2 separate regions of the Homo sapiens genome follow, and region 1 is linked to region 2. The links are chromatin loops, found by intact Hi-C in ENCODE. Cell type or tissue: natural killer cell. All regions are shown on one strand.

Evidence for each region. Hi-C counts contacts between places; a loop is a spot of excess contacts. Peaks named below come from ENCODE experiments on the same cell type or tissue, not always from the same donor. Only the 100,000 strongest peaks of a DNase experiment are listed, where the experiment ranks them.
Region 1: it touches region 2 in a loop (3-fold over the local background); 3 of 110 quality-filtered maps call a loop at or near these places.

Annotation. Positions count from the first base shown.
Region 1 is chr22:30,433,083-30,438,082 of GRCh38, reverse strand. LOC105372990 (a long non-coding RNA gene) reads right to left here. Exons shown (of 4, transcript NR_148046.1): 1 at 4,839-5,000; 2 at 4,188-4,466; 3 at 3,698-3,791; 4 at 1,582-3,062. Among named protein-coding and RNA genes, the nearest start is that of MTFP1, 9.8 kb to the right of the region's middle. RefSeq lists an enhancer at 1,744-2,265. In natural killer cell, CTCF peaks have their summits at 2,112 and 2,311; DNase peaks (open chromatin) are centred at 2,252 and 3,032; H3K4me3 peaks cover 632 bases; H3K27ac peaks cover 1,677 bases.
Region 2 is chr22:30,193,854-30,198,853 of GRCh38, reverse strand. The region is part of intron 1 of LOC105372988 (a long non-coding RNA gene); the gene reads left to right. It also overlaps a transcript of HORMAD2 not described here. Among named protein-coding and RNA genes, the nearest start is that of LIF-AS1, 43 kb to the left of the region's middle. RefSeq lists an enhancer at 2,369-2,488. In natural killer cell, no CTCF peak of the experiment used is centred here; a DNase peak (open chromatin) is centred at 2,423; H3K27ac peaks cover 1,856 bases.

The DNA of each region.
Region 1 (5,000 bases), 240 kb before region 2:
CTGGGGACCTCAAAATCATTAAGCCAAAGGGAAAAGACAAGCTGGGAACTGCATCAGGCAAACTTGCCTCCCATTTTATTCCTAAATAAGATAGCTACAAGGATTAAAAAGCTACATACCTCATGCACATTTTGCCCACAAGGAAATTCCTTGTAGGCCTCAAGATTTTTACCCTAAAACAGTTCTGTTGGATTTCACCCTGGCAATGTAAATGAATAGCTGATCTTCACAGGTGCAGGACAAAGGACAGAACTCAAAGTCATCCCTCTGCTCACCTGAGACAAATGCATCTGATTGCTTCCTCTGCCCTTATTGTTTATGTAAAAATGCAGCTTCACTGAGCCAGACTAAAGCATAAGTGACTATTCCTCTACCCGCCACCCCGGCTCACATGTAAATTGTTATTCAGTGAAAGGCTGATAAGGATCCAAAAGAACACAAACTTTTATCTCTTATCGACCCATGACCTGGAAGCCCCCACCCCACTTCAAGTTGTCCTGCCTTTCCAGACCAAACCCATGTACATTTTACACACATTGATCGATGTCTCATGTCTCCCTAAAGTGTATAAAACCAAGCTGTGCCCCAACCATCTTGGGCACATGGCATCAGGGTGAGGCTGTCACAGGTGCATCCTTAACCTTGGAAAAATAAACTTTCTAAATTGATTGAGACCTGTCTCAGATACTTTTGGTTCACACTACCTACCCTCTGGGTTAGCAAGAGGGTCAGAAGAATGGTGGTAAACTACAGGACTTTCTAGGTATGGAGACCCTGCCTTGTCAATTTCCATGGTATAAATGTGTCCACTATGGCCTATTTCAAGCTTCCCACATAAAGCGATACACAGTAGCACATGATAATGTGGTCTTTCCACCAAACAGAATAGATGTAAATAAGCTCCCAAGAGCATAGATGATAGTAAGGTATAGTAAGGATAGTAAGGATGATAGTAAGGATAGTGAGGATAGTAAGGATAGTAAGATAGTAAGATAGTAAAATATTTACTATTAAGATAGTAAAATGATTACGAGGCAACAAGTTTTGAGCATTTACTTTGTTTTTAGTAAAATGTATTTAAATCTAAGTTTATATCATTTGATCTTTTTATATTGTTTATTTATTTATTTTTTTTGAGACAGGGTCTCACTCTGCCGCCCATGCTGGAATGCAGTGGTGTGATTACAGCTCACTGCAGCCTCAAACTCCTGGGCATAAGCGATCCTCCCATCTCAACCTTCTGAGTAGCTGGGACTACAGGCGTGCACCACCACATCCAGCTAATTTTTATATTTTTTGTAGAGACAGGGCTTCACCGTGTTGCCCAGGCTGGTCTCGAACTCCCGGGCGCAAGCAGATCACCTCCCTCGGCCTCCCAAAGTGTTAGAATCACAGGTATGAGCCACCACACCAGCCTACATTATTTAATTTTTAATAATGGCTGTGTCTAACAACGAGCTCATAAAATTCCTGAAAAGCTAACAATTGGCTGTCATCCCTACTGGCCAGCTGTGACATGCCACTTACTGGTCTACAGGCAAGAGGATATGCAAAGTAAACCTCCAATGGGCCCTCCTCTCTGTCATCCTCAAGAGGCTCAACCTCCGCCCTAGGGGGCTGCTGGGCTTCTCAAACATTAAGGGGCAAAGGCAGGAGTGCTCTGAGCCCAGCCTACCCAAGGCAGCCACAGGTTTGGAGGAAAAACGCACTTCTTTCCACCCCTCCCCACCCCTGTCTGAGTCCTGCCATGCCTAAGACAGTATCCCCAACAGTGGCCCCTGTTCTGGGGACCTCATGTTCCCAGCCCTTCCTCAGGAAAACCAGAGAGCTAAACTCATTGGTGAACATCTCTTTATTGGAAAATCCTGGTGGGTGTAGGGGCTCCTTAGACTCTGGTGCCCGGACCTGCATCTGGACATGCTTCAAAGCTCTGGGTCCTGAGCCAGCAGTAGTAAAGGAAGACACAGATGCCCATCCCCAGGGCAGACAGCAACACCAAGAGCAGAGTCCCTGTTACCAGTGTCAGTGAACTGGGAAGACTTCCATATATAAGAGGGAGAGGCTAGGTAGGGCCTGGAGAGGCAAGAAGTGCGCCAGCAGAGGCAGGAAGTGCACCAGCAGGGGAAGGAAGTACACCAGCAGGGGCAGGAAATACACCAGCAGGGGCAGGAAGTGCGCCAGCAGAGCCAGGAAGTGCACCAGCAGAGGCAGGAAGTGCGCCAGCAGAGCCAGGAAGTGCACCAGCAGAGGCAGGAAGTGCATCAGCGGGGGCAGAAAGTGCACCAGCAGGGGCAGGAGATACACCAGCCGAGGCAGGAAGCGCCCCAGCAGAGGCAGCAAATATACCAGTAGGGGCAGAAAGTGCACCAGCAGAGGCAGGAAGTGCACCAGCAGGGGCAGGGAGGAGACTGGATGACAGCCCCCATTACCCAGAACCATGTTGTTCACATGGGAGAGGGTGCAGGTATACCAGCCTTGAACGACGCCTATGTGACCTCAAGCCTCAGTTTCCCCATCTATAGAATGGGACCTGATTGTGTCTACTGCATGGGATTATTGGGAGGATTCTTGGGAGGATTAAACAGAAAAATGGAAGCCCTGGCCCCTCCTTTGGCAGGCAGGCAGGCAACAAAGGCAGCATGTATTAACAATATGCAGTGGGCAGCAGTTACTGTTCTGGATAAGGAGGCTCAAAGGGGTAAGTGGCTTCCAAGGTCATGAGGTAAGCAAGCTTACAGCCAGATTGCCTGAGGTTTCAGGCTCTGCCCTGGCAGGCCACAAATGGGGGCCCAGGGAGGAGAGGGAGGGGAGAAGGAGGAAGCCAGAGCCTGGTTCTACAGGGACTGCCAAAGACCACTGGATGCAGAGCTCCAGTGTCTCTCACTGTGAAGGGGACCTGGAGAAGAGCCCAGGCTACAGGAGAGGGCTCCCTTGCTCGTCTCCAGGCCCCCTAGAGTCAGAAGCCTGACTCAGTTCAGAGGACAAGTCAGCCTTCTCTGTCACCTGATTGGAAGCCTTCTCAGGGGCCTGATGGGAAGCCTTCTCAGAGGCCTGATTGGAATCTGGAAGCCAAAGACATCAAAGACAGTTTTAAGCCACAACACAACATCCCCTCACACCCCCAACACACACAGCTATAAACTTCTGACCTTCTACTATTTGTTTACTGATACTGAAAGTTGAGAGAATATGAAGCTATTTTTTTTCCAAGGACAGAAAAGATAACATGTTGTTTATACTATGGTGTGAGTGACTACAAGCCTTCTCTCTCCTCTATGAAACTCTCAGAAGGGCATATATCAAGGGTTATGTGGGTGGAGGTGAAGGGGTCTCCAGATATCTGTTTAATAAAGATTACATGAGAGGCTCAAAAGTGGCAGGCCAATCTAATGCTCTCATTTTGCACTTGGGGAAACCAAGGCCCAGAAAGGGAAAGGATTTGCCCAAGGTCCCACACAGTAGAAGCCTCTCCAGACAGGATCCAGAAGCCAGGACCCTCCTTGGTTCTGATCAATGGGCACCTTGAGTGGGTCTTTGTGGTCCAGGCCAGTGTCAGTTTCCTCAGAGGCCTTTAGTAGCAAGATGATGTCTTCTATAAGCCTGTTCATGCAAGGCTGTGACTGATTCCCCGGGCCAGCTGCCTCCCTTGCCTCAGAGCCTACCTCCACCCTCCACACCCAAAACAGGGGCCTCCTACCTGCCAAGGACCTTTGATAGGGTAATCAGGGGGCCAGGCAGGTAATCTCACAACTGTCACTCATACTCCCAGGGAGGCATCCAGAAGTTCTTACCTAGAGGTGAGGGATGGAGGTGGTCAGTGCACCAGAGATGGGAGCTAGGGGTGGCATGGACCAGACCTGCATTTAACAAGCAAAGAAACAGAGGCTAACAAAAGGTCAGTGACTTGCCCATGATGTCACAGCCAGCAAGAGCTGGAGCTGGGATTTGAACCTGGGTCTAGGTCACAGTCCAAAGCCTCCATTCCCAGTATACCTCACACTGCCCACTCTAGGCCAAAGCAGTTGGGCTTGTGGTCCAGCCAAGCATGGGGAACTATTGCAGAAATTCAATCTGAGCTATTTTGAGCCTCAGTTTCCTCACCTCCCACACAATTAAGTGAGGTCATGTACCTCAAATGCCAGTTACAGGGTAAGGCATGCAGTACACCTTTGGTGAACATGACTCACCATGAGTGCCCCTGTGGAAGGAACAGGCCTTCTTGGTAGCATCAGATGGGACCTTTAGATTCCAGAGCAACAGCTTGTGGTGCACCCCGTAACTTCCAAAGATTCCTCAGCTTGGGTCTCTGTTCCTACGGGGTGGCAGAGTGGGGAGGGGGTTATCTGTTTCCACTCACATCAGCAGGAGTACCAGTAAAGCTGAAGGCCTGGAAGGAGAGCTCCAGTCTCTTGGGGACCTCTTGGGGCACGAAGTGGGAGTGGAAGTTCTTGCCGTTCACCAGGCACCTGGAAGGCACAGGTTGGAAGGTCATCAGGGTCAGACCCCTGAACTGGGATCTGGTCCTAGCCCCAACACCACCATACACCATCATTTGTTGAGAATTCTGCATGCCAAGCACTGAGCTAAGCGTCACCCCATTCAGTCTACACAGCAGGCTTTGAAGATTCTGGCACTATCCCCATTTCACAGAAGGGCAAACAGAGGCTCCAGAGGTGAAAGGGCCAGTAAAGCATTCTTGCTCCCCTGGCCTAGAAAGGACTACTCAAGAACGCCCAGGGAGCACTATCTGGGCATCCGTGCCTTCCAGCCCTGGAAGGCTCTCAGCCCCTGTCCCAGCCTCCCCAGAGATATCACCCACTGAATTGTACCCATCCTACCCTATCCTCCTCCTCCAGGTTCAGTACCCATGATTCCTGACAAGGCTGTAGTGTGCAGGGGCCACTTCCATATCCTGGCTGGGGCTGATCACACACTCGTCCACATATACCTGTAAAGGCTAATGGGAGCTGCCAACCACAGCAAACTCCATGTGGAGCTCA
Region 2 (5,000 bases):
GAATGACCAGATGGTTTATAAATACAATCATTTTTATTGAGTAGGAAGTAATTTAAAATGTGAATTATACCTGAGGCCATTTTAGGAAGAACTTTTTTGCCATGGTATAGTCACAGGGAAGCCAGATCCCAGATGCTGAAGTGTGGGGTGAAGCGAGGATGAGGACCAGGGAGATGAGAGAATCACCAGTGCCCAAGTGAGAGGATATTGTGCAAGGAGCTGGCAAATGTGGCTCAATTTTACAGAGCAGTGGAGGGAGAAGACTGCATTAGGGGCTGGCCTAGTTCAGTGGATGGTGACCTGGACACACATTATAATCAGCTGGAGAGCTTTAAAAAAAAAAAAGATCTGTGCTCAGATCCCAGGCCAGCCCAGTTAAATCCGAACCTCTGGGGGAGACACTCAGGCATTCAGGTATCTGTGTGTTGTGGATGAATCTCTACAGGTGACTGTAATGTGAAAGCAGCTCTGAGAACAGAGCTCCGGCCACAAGCAAGGCTGCTACTTCTTGCTTAGTTATACCTGACCTGGTGCAAATAAAATCACAATCACACACTTACATGCGTATACACATATACAAGTGTGTAAAACTCTGGTTAATGTTGCAATTTTAAACAAATAAATCTTTAGCATATTTACTGTCAGGGATCATCCTTGACTCTTCCTATTTTTTTGAGACAGAGCAAGTGTTGCCCGGGCTGGGGTGCAGTGGCTCGATCTCGGCTCACTGCAACCTTCGCCTCCCGGGTTCAAGTGATTCTCCTGCCTCAGCTTCTGGAGTAGCTGGGATTACCAGTGTGCACCACATGCCCAGCTAAATTTTTTTTTTAATATATTTTTAGTAGAGACAGATTTTACCATGTTGCCTAGGCTGGTCTTGAACTCCTGACCTCAAGTGATCCACCCACCTTGGCCTCCCAAAGTTATGGGATTACAGACCTGAGCCACCTGCCCAGCCCATCCTTGACTCTTCATCATTGTTGATGAAGCTGTGTGTGGAAGGCAATGGTGATGGGAATTCAACCTTAGACTAATCTCTAGGTCTACATGTGCAGTGGTTGACTTGATTTTTTTTTTTTAACTCATTATTGGTATCTTTTCAGATGTGTAGGAAAAAAGATTCTGGATATACAAACCAAATAAACTAGGGCTTCCTCATCTTACTGAGTTGGTGTCTCTGTCATTTCCCTAGTTGTTGTCCATAACTGGTTTCCTTTGACTAAAGTAATTGTATCTGAGATTATTCTCCCTTTGAAGATCTCTCAGCCAATCTTGTTGCTGAGGGCATCAGAAGAAGATTGAGAGGGTTATACTTGTGCCTTTTTTAAAGGGTTTGCCTACAGAGTGTGGTGTGAGATGTGGGGGAGCCCACAAGGATTTTTCTAGAAGTTTCTATCCTCAGAGATTTGCTCTAACAGAGGGTAGGGTCATGGTTCTGAATTAGGCATCCTCTTGCTCATGCTGGTTAATCTGATACATTTGGACTTCAGAGTCCTATCCTTATGCCACAAATGTGGGCTAGTCACCCACTTTTTCCTTGTGATATATCCCAAGGAAGAAAAGCATCATAAGATTTAGAGATGGGGCTTCCCTCTCTGTGATTAAAAAAAAAACCTAGGTCCAGTTCAGAATGAAGAAACTGAAAAGAGAAAATCCAACCCTTTTCACATCCAACCCCACCCTGTCCCTGGGTGGCCCTTACTTAACCCATCACCCAGCACTCCCTCTAGGGAAAAGCCTGCCCAAAAACTTTGGTCCTAAGAAAAGCCTTACCCTAATAAAGAAACTGGGAGGCTGCTGCTGGGCTGCAGCTGCTTTTATGGAAGGAGCTAGACCAGAAGCTAGACTAGGGCCAACAAGTCAGGCCTCTGTAAGAATCTTCCAAGGAGGTAAGGCGGGGAGAAAAAGGATTCCTCATTTACATTGAGAGTAAACTTCCTGTCCTATTAAACAATGAGGCATTCAAAATCCGCCTGAGTAAAAGTCCCCTGATGCAATGAGAGGGTGAGCAATTTCATGTCAGGCTGTTGTTATGGGATTTATACATGTCCTAGCTAGGGCTTGAGGTGAAAGTCAGAGCCAAAAACAATAGCCCTAAACCCCACATGCACAGAAACCTCATTCCAGTGGAGTTTCCTTAAGAGAGCACAGCAGACTTTTCACAAACAAAGTGACTTCAAAGGTAGCCTTGCATCACTGCCTCCTCCACTTGACACTTCCCTTCAGCCCAGACCTGGCCCCTCTGTTTCTTGGTTTAATTTATGAGGTTCTCACACACATTGCAAAGCAATTATCTGAGCTGCTGGCCAACAGGAAGGTAATTGTAACTGAGTACTTCCTTTGTCAAACGCTGACGCTGGCCACCGCGATGGTGATGACGCTGGCCATGGCAATGGTGATAGGAGGCGTGCCGGCAGCTCAGCACCCAGTGACAGGATACCTCTGTTTCTCCCCCACCCCCAACACAATGCTGTCTGACTGAATTCTCCAGGGAGGAGGAAGCCAGTGGGTTGGAGGAATGGGGGAATTTTCTTACATCACTTGACGTGCTTGCTTTCACTCGCAAAATCCTGAGTCATGACTGAAGCTGTATTGCCTCAAGTCTCCGGCTGAAACCAGGGGTTATAGGTTTGGAAACCTGATTCCATCGGCTGCCTCTTGTCCAATCATCAGAGGAAATGTGTATTATTTCAGTTGATCCTCTTCAAGTTGAAGTGCCTTTGGATTGAGGGGATTACGTGAGGGAAGTGGCTCTGTAGTGGCTTAGTAAGCCAATGCCATGCGAGTGAACAATATTTGACATTCGGTGAGTTTACAGAAAGGGCAGTCTCTCTGTTTGTTTAAACCAAGATTAAGTGAAAGGAAAAGTTTTTCTTTCCCATCCCAAGACAAATGTGAAACACATGTTTTCCCTTTTGACTTTGTAAGTACAAGGCTCAAACAGTTCTCCCCACCCCCTTCGGCCATGAGTTTTTAAGGATTGCAGAATGTTTCCTCTCTTTGGTGGCCAAAGCCAATGTGAGCCTTTATATTTCCAGACAGTGGAGCTGATGATGATAGCCTAGTTGGTTCCAGGTAATCATGTAGGTTGTTTCTGGGCCTACCATTTTATGGGTAGATAGGATGGTAAGATGTAGTACAAGGAATCCCAGGCCTGAGTTCACTAAGCCTCAGTTTCCTCATCTACAAAATGAGATTGGTTGAACCTTAAATATCTCAGGTAATTTCTATCTTCAGAAAGGATGTTCATTCAGGTTGGTTTTTCTGGTATGTGGGGGACATTCCTAGTTGAGGTATCCTTTGCATGGGCACAAGGCAGTGTGCAGGCCTGAGGGTTGGGAGACCTCAGTCAAAGAGCCTGCCCTGCCATTGACTCACTGTGACCTTGAACAACTCACTTCCCCTCTTTGTGAATCCTTCTTATCTGAGAGAGGAGGTTTGACAGTCTTGCCCCTGACATAGCGGTTCAGATATGAGACAAGCCTGAATGAGACTGGGATGTCAAGTACTTTGAGCTCCTTGAAATGAAAGGATCATTCATCTTGGAAGATAAATTGTTAAAAAATGCTAGCTCATAACTATTTTTTTGGATTATCTCAAAAATAAAGTAAAGAAAATCAATGTTGTTTACTCTTGGTTTTCCTTTTTTTTTTTTTTTTTTGAGACGGAGTCTCGCTCTGTCACCCAGGCTGGAGTGCAATGGCGCAATCTCAGCTCACTGCAACCTTTGCCTTCCGGGTTCAAGCAATTCTCTTGCCTCAGCCTCCTGAGTAGCTGGGACTACAGGCACGTGCCACCATGCCCGGCTAATTTTTTTGTATTTTTAGTAGTGATGGGGTTTCGCTGTGTTAGCCAGGATGGTCTCGATCTCCTGACCTCATAATCCACCCGCCTCGGCCTCCCAAAGTGCTGGGATTACAGGCGTGAGCCACTGTGCCCGGCCCACTCTTGGTTTTCTTTAAATTGCTACTGGTTCAGGGAATATAAGCACCCAATGACCAACACGGGCTATAAAAATCAGGACTTTTACCACCCTGTGTTGGCCAAAGCAATGTTCCTAGCAGATTGCTTTGATCATGTTGCTACTCTGCTCAGAAACCTTCAAGATACTACTTGCCTCCAGGATACACTCCAAACTGACAGTCAGTTCCCCGTTGTGACCTGGCTTCACCTGCATTATATATCACCTCTTCTACATGAAATCCTAGAATTCACTAGCATTGCCACAATGATATTGGATCACCCCTGCAACATCTCATAAGTGGGTGGCCATTCTCTGGGTGCAGTGATAGGGAGAAGCCTCTGATACTCAAAGTAATCTGGCCTTTTTCTAATCACCCCTCATTGTTAGATACTTCTTCCCTATATTGAATGAGAATCTGCTTCATCACAAATCCCAACCAGCCATAGGTCCCACTGAGCTACCCCAATTCAGTTTCATTCCTCTTCTTCAATTTTTGAAGACAGTTATCATGTCACCCTGGAGAAATCTCTTTTCCAGACTAAACAACTGTAATGTCTTTAACAGATTTTTCATTGACTTGGTTTTCAGACTCCTAAATGTTGTTATTGTTACCTTTCCCTAGACATGCTTCAGATGGTCAATGTCTCTTTTAAAAACGTGAACCTTTGGACTAAATGCAACGCTCTAAATGTGGACTGGTTGGTGGCGCTAGTATCTCCTTTGTTTCTGTAATAGTTAGGTTAGGTAAGAGACATGACAATACTTCAGTGGCTTAAAGAATATAGAATCTTTTTTCTCTCAAGTAACCATCTTGAGAGTTGAGTGATGATGAGTGAGATGAGTGATCCAAGCAGGCAAGGGGCTGTATTCTCTGCAGTCATTCAGTGACCAAGGCCCCTTCTGACTGGGGATCTGCTATTCCATGTGGTGTTCTGGTATAAGCTGGGTTACTACCAAGCCTCAGATGCATCCAGCAAGAAAAGGAAAGTGTGAAGGGTAGGGGGGGTTCACCCACCTCTTAAGGGCCCCAGCTGTC